2 separate regions of the Mus musculus genome follow, and region 1 is linked to region 2. The links are chromatin loops, found by intact Hi-C in ENCODE. Cell type or tissue: gastrocnemius. All regions are shown on one strand. Links, peaks and the distances in the headings refer to the core of each region. The heading gives the core; the rest is flanking DNA. Region 1 overlaps Fam219a (family with sequence similarity 219, member A). Region 2 has its middle 9.9 kb from the start of Gm12405.

Evidence for each region. A loop is a pair of places that touch in the nucleus more often than their neighbours do. Peaks named below come from ENCODE experiments on the same cell type or tissue, not always from the same donor. Only the 100,000 strongest peaks of a DNase experiment are listed, where the experiment ranks them.
Region 1: a loop joins it to region 2, with 2.4 times the contacts of the local background. A loop is called at or near these places in 3 of 42 quality-filtered maps.

What each region holds. Positions count from the first base shown.
Region 1 is chr4:41,520,551-41,525,920 of GRCm38, reverse strand. Fam219a (family with sequence similarity 219, member A) reads left to right here. Exons shown (of 6, transcript NM_001159583.2): 2 at 1,507-1,555; 3 at 3,952-4,054; 4 at 4,229-4,309; 5 at 4,955-5,009. Gm12404 (a long non-coding RNA gene) reads right to left here. Exons shown (of 3, transcript XR_001784270.2): 2 at 5,205-5,309; 3 at 4,870-5,103. Among named protein-coding and RNA genes, the nearest start is that of Gm12404, 2.9 kb to the right of the region's middle. In gastrocnemius, for the core only: a CTCF peak has its summit at 2,885 (motif pointing left); a DNase peak (open chromatin) is centred at 2,897.
Region 2 is chr4:41,650,228-41,655,597 of GRCm38, reverse strand. No RefSeq gene overlaps it. Among named protein-coding and RNA genes, the nearest start is that of Gm12405, 9.9 kb to the right of the region's middle. In gastrocnemius, for the core only: CTCF peaks have their summits at 1,215 (motif pointing left) and 2,056 (motif pointing right); DNase peaks (open chromatin) are centred at 1,193 and 2,077; H3K27ac peaks cover 855 bases.

The DNA of each region.
Region 1 (5,370 bases), core at 239-5,238, 130 kb after region 2:
AGAGTCAGTTTTCTTTAAAAGTGTGCCTACTGGTGGGTCCCACTCCAGTGGACAGTACCATACCCAGAAGTATAAGATTAGCACAAACTGAATTCTTGGGTTAGTTTTTTTATTTTTTTAAAGAAAAAAAAAGTTAAAAAAGAAAGAAAGAAAGAAAAAGAAAGAGAGAGAGAGAGAGGAAAAGGGACAGAAATTTGAGGAGTGGGGAGGAAAGGGAGGACCTGAGAGGAGTCAGGGGAGGAGTAGGGATGAATAGGATCAAAATACTCTGTATGAAATTTGAGAAGAATAAAAACTTTTCAAATTTTCTTTTACTTGTATGTGCATTTTGCCTGTATGCATGCATACGCACCACATGTGTGCCTGGCGCCACAGGCATCAGACGGCTTTGGATCGGAAGGCTCTGGACCTCCCTGTAGGTATTAGGAAGCGAACCTAGGTCTTCTGCAAGAACTCAACTGCTAAGCCAAACCTACTGGCCTGAGTATAAAAACATTGAAAATGAGAGTTTTTCATTCTAAGAGAAGCTCATCTTTAGCTCCCTTTATAATTGTGAATCTGACAATTATGAAAAATATTAAAAATATCTTTGTTTATGTCAGAAAAAGGATTGCAACTAAACTCATATGCCTGCATATAATAGAGAAATGATTGTAAACCAGTTTCAAATGTAGATGCAAGTGGTGTGTAACCTGAATAAAATCTTTTGTCCCCCCCATTAAAAAGGAGGTGCTTGTCACAGATGGCATAGACAGGGGCCCTCGTACATCGAGGGCATTTTGGAGAGATAGCAGGGCTAGCTAAGGACTCTGGGAAGCACGGGGTCTGGCCCAGAGCTGGAGGCTATTGAGAGATAGTGCAGGGGAGAGTGCAAAGGTTGCACAAGCAGAATGAAAGCCTGCCTGTCCTCCCTGTCACCTGCATCACGTGTCCTGCTTTCAGGACAGCACAAAGCCACGTGGTCCGCTGGTTTGTCAGGTCCGTCTTCTCAGGCACCATTCCCATCCATCGGGAGACACTGCTTAGAGCTCATCTGAGAACTTCAGAAGTCCTCACTCGACTTTTTTCCCCTTCTTTTTAGTCTTGAGTCCTTGCTTAGATTGGCCAGTTGGTCGTCTAGACCCTGCAAAGATGAAACAGAGAAAGAAGGGCTCTCTGGAGTACCTGCTCTGACCTCGATCCACCTGCAAGCTCAGAGGAACTTGACAGACTCTTCTCTAAAACAGCTTGTACCAGCCTTTGTAGAGGGAGCCCTGTGGGTTTCAGGCAAGGTTTTCTGGAGCAGCCTAGCTTACTTGGGATTCTTGTTGGTCGGGAGTAGGACATCGTCTCCTCTCTTCTACAGCACATAGTAGACCCGTCCTCTCCCTCCCTGAATGCTGGCTGGCCTGCTGCTAGCGTAAATGCTCCCAGAAACCCAGAGGGCAGATGAGAAGGTTTGCTTCAGGGTTGAGAGCAACCCCTGGAGTCACATGCTTGCCTGTCTTCTCTGCTTCCCCCCCACAGGATCCAGCCGCAGCCTCTATCTCAGACCGAGACTGTGACGCCCGGGAGGGTGAGTCCGTAGCCATGAATTACAAACCATCCCCGCTCCAAGTGAAGCTGGGTGAGTGTGTCGGGGATGAGGGAGATGTGGGGAGTGAAGAAGGTGCTCTTGGATTGGGTTGACAGCAAGGTGCTACAGTTGAAGTGGCTCAGGCTGGACGATCCCAACCTCCAAGTAAGTCATCCGCACTCCCAGGCACCGCAGAGAACCCAAGACAGCACTGGATAGGGCCAGCCAAAAGGAGCCTGCCTCCAAAGATAGGGCAGCTGCTGCTATGTGTGAGGGACAGATTCAGGGCCAGGGTGACTTCTGTCCAGGGAGGCTGTCCCTTCCTTAGAACCCCAGCACCCATTTCCTTTCCAAGTATTGCATTATCCTTGTCTTAGGGTGGGTCCCATGTCCACTGACTGCTGTGAGATCGCCTGACCCCCGCAGCTGCCCAGAGCTCCAGTGACTCCAGGTCTGACCCCACCCGCTGCTGAGCACCGCCCCTCTCCCTTCATGGACCAAAATCTCACAGATCCAAGGCTGCTGAAGACAATAGCAGACTCCCACCAAAGAGTTGATTTCCTGAAGAGAAATTATAACATGCCACACACAAGACAGATATGACAGTCAGATACAGTCGTCACTGTCCTTAGTTCTTCTCAGAACTCAGGCTCTATCTGCCCACCAAAAACCTCATTCCTCAGCTAAGATGGAGCCTCTTATCTCTTATCAGGCTCCCCTGCATATCGAGCTATCAGGATTCTTTCCCACAGAGCCTGTGCCTTTAGGGAATTCAAAAAAATAAAACAGGTCTTGCAGTTCTCCTTCTAGCGCACACCCAGGCAGCCCCCTGGTTGATTTTCTAAACACAACAGCAGCTCTTTTGATGGACTTGCTTGCCTTCCTAGGACATTCTATTCAAAGTACAGCTACTTTTGTTTATTGTTGTTTTAATGCAACAATAAAAGTATTTTAAATGCATACAAGTTCTGTACTCTCTCCACAGGCAACCATTCCAGGTTCTTGTAGCTTCATTTTGTACTTGAGCACAAGAGCGGCATTACATTGTGCACATTTTGTGAGCCTTGCTCCCTCCCCTGGATGATGTCCTACAGAGAATGGCTTCATTCTTTTAAATGGTTGCATAGTAGTCCGTAGTTTGAGCCTTGTCAGCTTATTGTCTCCGTTTGTTTTCATGATTTCAAACAAAGTTAGCATGCTGTTAAAATAGCATTTTTATTTCCTTCACCATAGAATTGCCACCAAAACTCATGGACATTCACAACTTGTCTCACTTAAGATAAAGAAAATCACCAAGAAATGTAAGGCAAAGTGCACCCCCTAGAGGCTTGATATGGTAATGGCAGTTGCTGTCTGCTGAAGAGCCTGGAAAACTAAAATAGAGGCAGAGAGGTTAGAGGGTAGGAGACAGCGCTTCAAAGACTTGGAAATCAGAGATCATTTTCAAGTGACTCACGGGTGCTGTGACGGCTCCTCCCACCCTTACACGAAGAAGTCACACACCCACACCTGCCACCATGTTTCTGCCACAGAGCAAGCCTTTCTCCTTCGTCATGGCTTTACTTGACATTAGTAAGAAAGAGTGGCTGAGCCTCCTTCCAGGCAGCTCTCCGGAGTCGCACGTACCACGTAGTAAGTCAGCAGATGTCCAGCCCCACAAGTGCAGGGGCTCTGAGCCCCTGGAAAGATTGCAGACTGGGCTCCTCAGCCTCCTGCCCAATCCTGCCCACAGCCCCTTTCTGCCCCTCCTGCTAAGGAAACCCTTAGTAGCTCCTTTTCCGTCCCCATTAATCCCAAAGTGCCTCAGCCCCATGGCCAAGGCCTTTGCACTCTGAGGGGTTTGGTTGCTTTCTTTTGTTTCTTGAGATGGGGGTCTCTGTGCATGCTCTGAGTTTATAACTACTGGAAGCTTTCCATCCCTGTGGTATAGTACTTGATGCATAATTGCGATTCTAGTGTTTGTTCAGTGAATAATTAACTGATGAATGGCTCCTTTCCCAAGTTCACCTCTTTATTACCTCATCTCCCTCCGTTCCGTTCACGCCCGCAGCTATGTCCTCTTGGGTTGCTTTTGTACATACTTTCCTCAGGGAAGGCCTCTCTGACTGCTCCAGCCTTCTGTGTTCATCTCTTCCTCTCTAGCCATTCCTTGACATCAAGCACAGGCCGGCTGCCTGACATAGTAACTGTGGTTCCCACAGGGTAGGGTCAGCCTCCTCTTTTCAGCTGTCTGTCCACCTCAGTTATGCATGTCCACCGAGCGTCAGGTGCCTGGCGGTCCGTGGGATCACTACAGAAGTACGCGTCTGCAGGAAAGGCCCAGATCAGGTCGCCCCCAGCAGCAGGGCCTGGCAGCCGCTGGGCAGGACACAGCTTCTTTCCCGTGTTCTCCGCAGAGAAGCAACGGGAGCTGGCCCGGAAGGGTTCCCTGAAGAACGGCAGCATGGGCAGCCCTGTCAACCAGCAACCCAAGAAGAACAACGTCATGGCCCGGACGAGGTAGGGGTCCTCTCTGCCCCACTGGGACCTCACCAGTCAACACCTACCATTGCTGGTCTCCACCCTCTCCCTCCTCAGGGGAATGGGGGAGATGACAGTGAGGGGGAGGACCTAATGTCCTGTTTATATGCTCTGGCTGACGGTTGTCACTCCAACTCCCCACTCTTTACCCAGGCTGGTCGTCCCTAATAAAGGCTACTCCTCGCTGGACCAGAGCCCTGATGAGAAGCCACTGGTAGCTCTTGACACAGACAGGTGTGTATGGGGTCTGGGGGCAGCTAGGCAAGCCACATGATGCTGTGTGAGCTCGGATGGCTTGTAACAGGCCACACCTGTCACACTGCCACAAGGGCTGTGTTCTTCAGCCACCAACTCTCCATGGGTAAAGTCTCCCAAGGGGGTGGGTTTTGGCTTCGTGGTGGTGGTGGTGGTTGTTTTAAAGGATTGTTCAGAGAGAGGCCTGGGGGCCAGCACAGTTTGCTGTGTGCTGAGACAGCTGCTGCCCCACGATGGACTGATATCTCTAGACAGCCTAATGGAATGCCTGATGCCAGTCCCCTTCTCAGGGAAGAACCCTATGCCAGGGTAGCATCTGGCTAGCCATAGACTTTTGGAAAATCCGAACAGCCAGGGGGATTTGAACCTAGGGGGAGAAAAATTAAAACAGCCTGAGGACGAGCGGAAAGAGTGGTAGCAGTTCTCTCCAGAAGGAACTTAAGAAGCCACACCATTTAAAGGTCGAGCTAGGAAACCTGCCTTAGCAAACATATATTTGCATACTAAGCACGGGTTATTTAAATCATACTGTTGGGAGGGGGCGGGTATAGCAAAGACGCAGAGCGTTTTCTGTTTAATCTCTCTAAATTACTCACTCTTCTCTCTCGCTCTTCTCATGGCCAGCGACGATGACTTTGACATGTCCAGATACTCTTCCTCTGGCTACTCCTCTGCCGAGGTGAGGCTCCACCCCTTGCCTCCACAAACCACGGGAGCCAGACTACCTTTACCAGGCAGCCAGGCAGTGGGCGGGGGTGGGTGGGGTGTTGTTCCTAAGGGGCAGAAGAAAGGCACGTGGGGCAGAATCCTGTGGAGGAGGGGCTCCGCGTTAGGCTGGGCCTGGGCTGGGAGAATTTGGGAAGAAATCACTAACCTGAATTACAGCGAGCCCGGGGTTATTAAAGAGGGGCTCTAAAATAGAACAGGTGTGAAATGCGGGCAGACACCTTACAGGAGTTGACCTGAAATCGGGCAAACCCTGAAACGAATCAAGAGTAAAGATGAGAAGTTGACCTTGGACTAGGCAGGGGCCTGTATAT
Region 2 (5,370 bases), core at 164-5,163:
CCTGCCCCCAACTTCAAGGGATCACCCTTGTCCTAAGCCCTTCTGGTCAGTGTTATTGACTCTGAGAGTGGTTGTCCCTCTTTGCAAGTCCTCTCCCCTTAACCTCATAGACTATTCACTTCCGAGGGTTTTGACTACCGGCAGCCACCGCCTCCTGTGAGGGCCGTCTCTCTGCAATCCTTTGCAAGGTGGTTCTGGAAAGCCTGAGATGAGTATAAGCTTCATTTCTTGGAGCTAAAACAGAACTCAGAGAATCAGAACACTTCTGAGGGGGCCGGGTCCTCAGCCTATGTAGCAGTGGCCCAGTCTTTCAGACATTAGTTCTATTTGCTCCCCAAGGTGCCCTGGGAATGGGATACCCCTCTATGCCTTGATCAATCTATACTTGGCTACAGGACCTCTCCTCCCATGGTGGCTCTGTTGTATGCTTAGAACTCTAAACTCCTCCACCCCTCTCCTCTCTGACCTGATTCCTGTCTCTATATTTGTCTCTTTCCTATTCCTGTCTCTTTGTCCTGGTCCCAGTTTCCCTTTTTTTCAAACTTATTTTGTTTTAATACACACACACACACACACACACACACACACACACACACACACACAGAGGGCTGTCTGTGAAGTCAGAACCCTGGAACTGGAGTTGTAAGCTGCCTGATATGGGTGCTGGGAATTGAACTCAGGTCCTCTGAAAGAGCAGTGCACACTCTTAACTACTGAGCCATCTCTCCAGCCTCTGGTTCCAGTCTTGGCATCTCTGTATGTCTGTCTCATCTCTACCTCTCTCCTCCTCTGTCTTTTGTCTCTTCTTGGTGTTCTTTTCCCTCTTTGTCTCTTGCCCTCTAACTCCTTCCCTTTCCTAGCATTTATCCTCTCTCTCTCTCTCTCTCTCTCTCTCCCTCTCCCTCTCCCTCTCCCTCTCCCTTTCGCTCTCTCTCCCTTCCTCCCTCCCTCCCTTTCTCCTTAACTCCCTCTGTATTTCCATCTGCCTCTGTCTCTAAGTATTTCGTCCCTGTCTATGTGTCTATGTGCCTTTCTCCCTGACCAGCACAGCCTTGGTCCCTCTTCCCAGACTCAACCCCTCCTCTTTTGCCCCACTCTTTGAGTTCCTACCCCCACATCCAGACCCAGTCTGTGGCCTTTGCTCCTCTCCAGCCCAAGCCAGGGTCTGTCTGTTCTAGATTCTGCTGCCCCCTCTCGGCCACGTGCCTGCGCTTCATTTCTGTTCTGAGGCCAATGGCTATCAACATAAGAATCCTGTCTCTGCATCCCAGCAGCTAGGCTGGGCCTAGGTAACTATTTGGCAACATTCCTGGGCAGCCCCCAGCCTGAGAGCTTCCAACAGTAGGGCGTTTACTACCTGTGTAGATTCGAGATTCGTTGTCACTGGGATAGAACAGTGAATCCTGGTGCTGCCCTGAAGCCCTGTATATCCTTAGGCTTGTGTGCCCACATATCCACAGCCAAGGGCGCCTAACCCTTAGAAGGTTCCATCTCTCTGACAGCTAAGGGCTAGAGCCCTGTAGGAAGGAAGGATTGGTGTATAACTCCCTCCACTTTCACCTCTCCTATGAGATGGAAAAAGAGGTCTGAGCAGAGCAGCAGGAGAGACCTTATCTGGTAATGACACTCTGAGGGGGCGGGGGAACTGCCGGTGAACAGTGTGACATGCTTGGGTAACGGGATCTGTTTGAAGGGAGGCTGGTCTGCACGTGCCTTCCAGAAGAAGGCTTGGTGATTCCTGACTGAGGAGACCGATCTGAAGACATCCTGTATCGGAGGAATGAGATCTATAATTGGTCCTAGTTTGCCTGGGACTTTCCCAGTTTAGTACTAAATATTTCAAACCTTGGAAAAATCCATTCCAGGCAAAATTAGCCACTCTATCTGCAACAGTTTAGCTGCCCACAACAGTCTTAGTGGATGGAACGGTCTGGAGGGGATATCTTAAGGGTCCTAACCTGGTAAATTGCTTTGAAAGAGATGCTGTTTTAGGCCAGAATCTTTGAATAACAGGCCAAGGAGGTAGACAGAACACTTCCAGGAGAGCGGCTTGGGGAGTGGCCACCAGGGGGCAGAGCAGGTTCTCAGGAGACTCAGGCAATGACCCCAGAGGGAAGGTGGGCTGTTTGGGGCTGTGTGCAAAGGGCATAGGCACAGCAGCAAACGCTACTGTGGCACTGTGTGCAGCCACACAGTGTTCAGTGTGAGGTGATGTTGTACGGCGTACATTTGTGTGGTCTGTTTGTAGCTTGCCTCGTGTGGCCATAGATGAGGCCTTTGCTGTAGCCATAGAAAGAGAACAGGAACACCAAAGGAATCTAGAGGAATCTCTTAAATAACAATTCCCTTCCCAAAAGTAGCACAAGCTTTGAGTTTCCTCTCACAAAAGCAGCACTCAGAAAAGATGAATTGATGAGCAAGAATCCATCCTAACGGTGCCTTGCTGTTAAGTGCATAGGCACAGAGAATGTCAGAGCATGGCCGTCAGGGGACGGTTTAGAAGCCCCGTGTCCCTCTTTGACATCTTAACAGAGGCTAGAAGAACATGGTATATCTTCTATGGTATGGACCGCCGTTCCAGGAGCTTAAACTAAAGCCATAAGATGTCAGTGTGCTCTCCCTTCAGTTGGAGCAGGTGTCTAATAGGATCCTAGAAGGACAAGTACCCAAGCATTAGCAAGGTTGACTGGAAGCCCCAGCCAGGCCACCCTGAGGTGGTATGGCAGACCAGGTTCGAGAGCTGTTTTCCAGGAGAGGATAAATTGGCTGGGGCAAGAGAAGAAAGCACAGGAGGGAAGGCCTGTTAAGCAGGAGCCATAGCAGGCAACTGTTAAGAGAAAAAGAAATACATACAGCCTTTGGGCACAAAGACCACAGGCAGGAAGGAAAGAGAGAGCCAGAAGCTCGAGGGAGGGAGGGGAGGAAGGGAGCCTGGAACAGAACCTGCACACACTCACACCAACCTAGGAGGAGATAGAACCAAAGGAAGAAACAGATTCCCCACAAGTTCTTCCTGCCGTGGGTCTTATTAATAGTATAAAATGGATAGGACAAAGGACCCAAGGACAAGATGCTAAAAAATGTGGTGAACAGGGAGAGAGACAACAGAGAGTATACAGGACCGAAACAATAATGTCGCAGATGTAGCAAATAAGCCAGAAACAGCAGCACCCACAAAGCACACGGCGCAAAAGTGATGTGGAGGAAAGGCTGGGAGTGTGAGAGTCGGCTGGCAGGAAGACGTGAGGCCAGAAAAGCACCAAGCAGGTAAGAGACAGGAAACCCAGGAGCAAAGCGGCGAGCTTGCAAAGGTACGGCCAGCTTGCAACGGTAAGTGGTGTCTCGGAGGCCTCGGGGTGACCACAAAGGATGGGTTACTCGAGAGTCTGGAGGGTGGGGTTGAGAACTCGTGAACCTTTCTAGAAAAATAAAAACCCTGAAAACTCAGGGCCAGGGATGTGGCTCAGTTGGTGAAGTGTTTGCCAAGCATGGGTGAGGCCCAAGGTTCTTCCCCAGCATTGCTTAAACCAAGCCTGCAGTCCCAGCCCTCAGGAGGGTCTGGAGGTCAAGACCGTCCTTGGCTACACAGCGAGTTCAAGGCCAGTCTGGGATACATGAAACCTTGTGGGTTTTGTTTTTGTGTTTTAAAGACAAAATCCACTCAGCCAAGAAATTAATCAGAACCACAACTGAAGGAAGGAAGAGCTATAGGAAAGGGCTGGCGGCGACGTTAATTCCATTTAGGTTAAGATTAAACTGTGGGAATTTTAGTTGCAGAACAAAATGTAAATATTATAAATCTTGATAAAATAAAAACAACATTGGCACTGTAATCTGGAGCAGAGAGGAGGGTGGAGGGACAAGGACACTAATCACATTTTCTTTCACAGTGCAGAGTCAATTAATAGTGTATAAAACTGAAACATGACGGCAAAATTCCTACTCCAGCTTCTTAATCGAAAGCATTTTTCTAAATTCAAGAGAGGTCTTTTAAGAATGACTGCTTTGGAAGTGAAGAAATAATTCAACCTGAGTTCATTTATTGCATTTTTTACTTATTTCTTTTCCTGGTTAAATCCAAGTAAAAGTACAGTTTCTAATTTTGGTTTAAAAAAATGTCTGACATAGCATGTGCAGTTACAACTATATAGAACAGCTACAGCGGCTCCACACGGTCCTGTGTCCCCGGTGCTTCTGTTTGTGGATGTGCTGCCAAAGGCGACACCAACCACTTCTGGGTGCTGCTCACACTGACTTGCAATTTTGAAAAAAAATCACCTACAACTTTAATAACAATATTTTTGTTTTGTTTGGTTTGGTTTGGTTGGTTTTTTGAGACAGGGTTTCTCTGTGTAGCCCTGGCTGTCCTGGAACTCACTCTGTAGACCAGGCTGGCCTCAAACTCAGAGATCTGTCTGCCTCTGCCTCTCAAGTGCTGGGATTAAAGGCGTGCGCCACCACTGCCCGGCATAACATTATTTTTTGATGTATTTAAAAGTGTCTACCTAAGGCCAGAAATGGTGGTATATGCCTTTATTTATTTTAGATTTATTTATTTTAGATTTATTTATTTATTTATTTATTTATTTATTTATTATGTATATGGTATTCTATTTGCATGTATGCCTGCAAGGGGAGAAGAGGGTACCAGAACACATTACAGATGGTTGTGAGCCACCATGTGGTTGCTGGGAATTGAACCCAGGACCTCTGGAAGAGCAATCAGTGCTCTTAACCTCTGAGCCATCTCTGCAGCTTGGGATATGCTTTTAATCCTAGAAATCAGGAAGCAGAGGCAGATGGATTTCTGTGAATTCAAGGCTAGACTGATCTACAACACCAGATTCAAGCCATCTAGTGCTACATGGTAAACCCTATCAGAGAGAGAGAGAGAGAGAGAGAGAGAGAGAGAGAGAGAGAGAGAGAAGATAACTTCAGAGTCCCAGGCTTAAATGTTCATTAGAGGGCATCTTAAAGATTGTGGAGTCATATGCCACCTCCTGTGGTAGGCTGAACAATGGTAAGTGTCCATGTCTGATGTCTCAGAACTGTGAACATCATCTAGGGTGGGTAAAGAACTTTGAAGGATTAAGACAAGGATTTTGAGATGGGAAGTCCATTCTGATTATCCATATGGGCCTGAGAATCCCAAGGGGTCTGAATGAAAGGAGCGAGGGGGAGGAGCTTGGAGAAGGTGCTGGGATGACAGAAGCCAAGGCTGGAGGGGCAGACTCTGGACTCCGGGCCGTCAGGCCTGGAAGCAAGCGCCTTTACCCTCTGAGCCATCTCAGAGCCTCATAGACTTGATTTTCATAAAACGGAAAAATTTGATTTTGCACACCTGAGCACACACAACATTAAGCTCAGTGT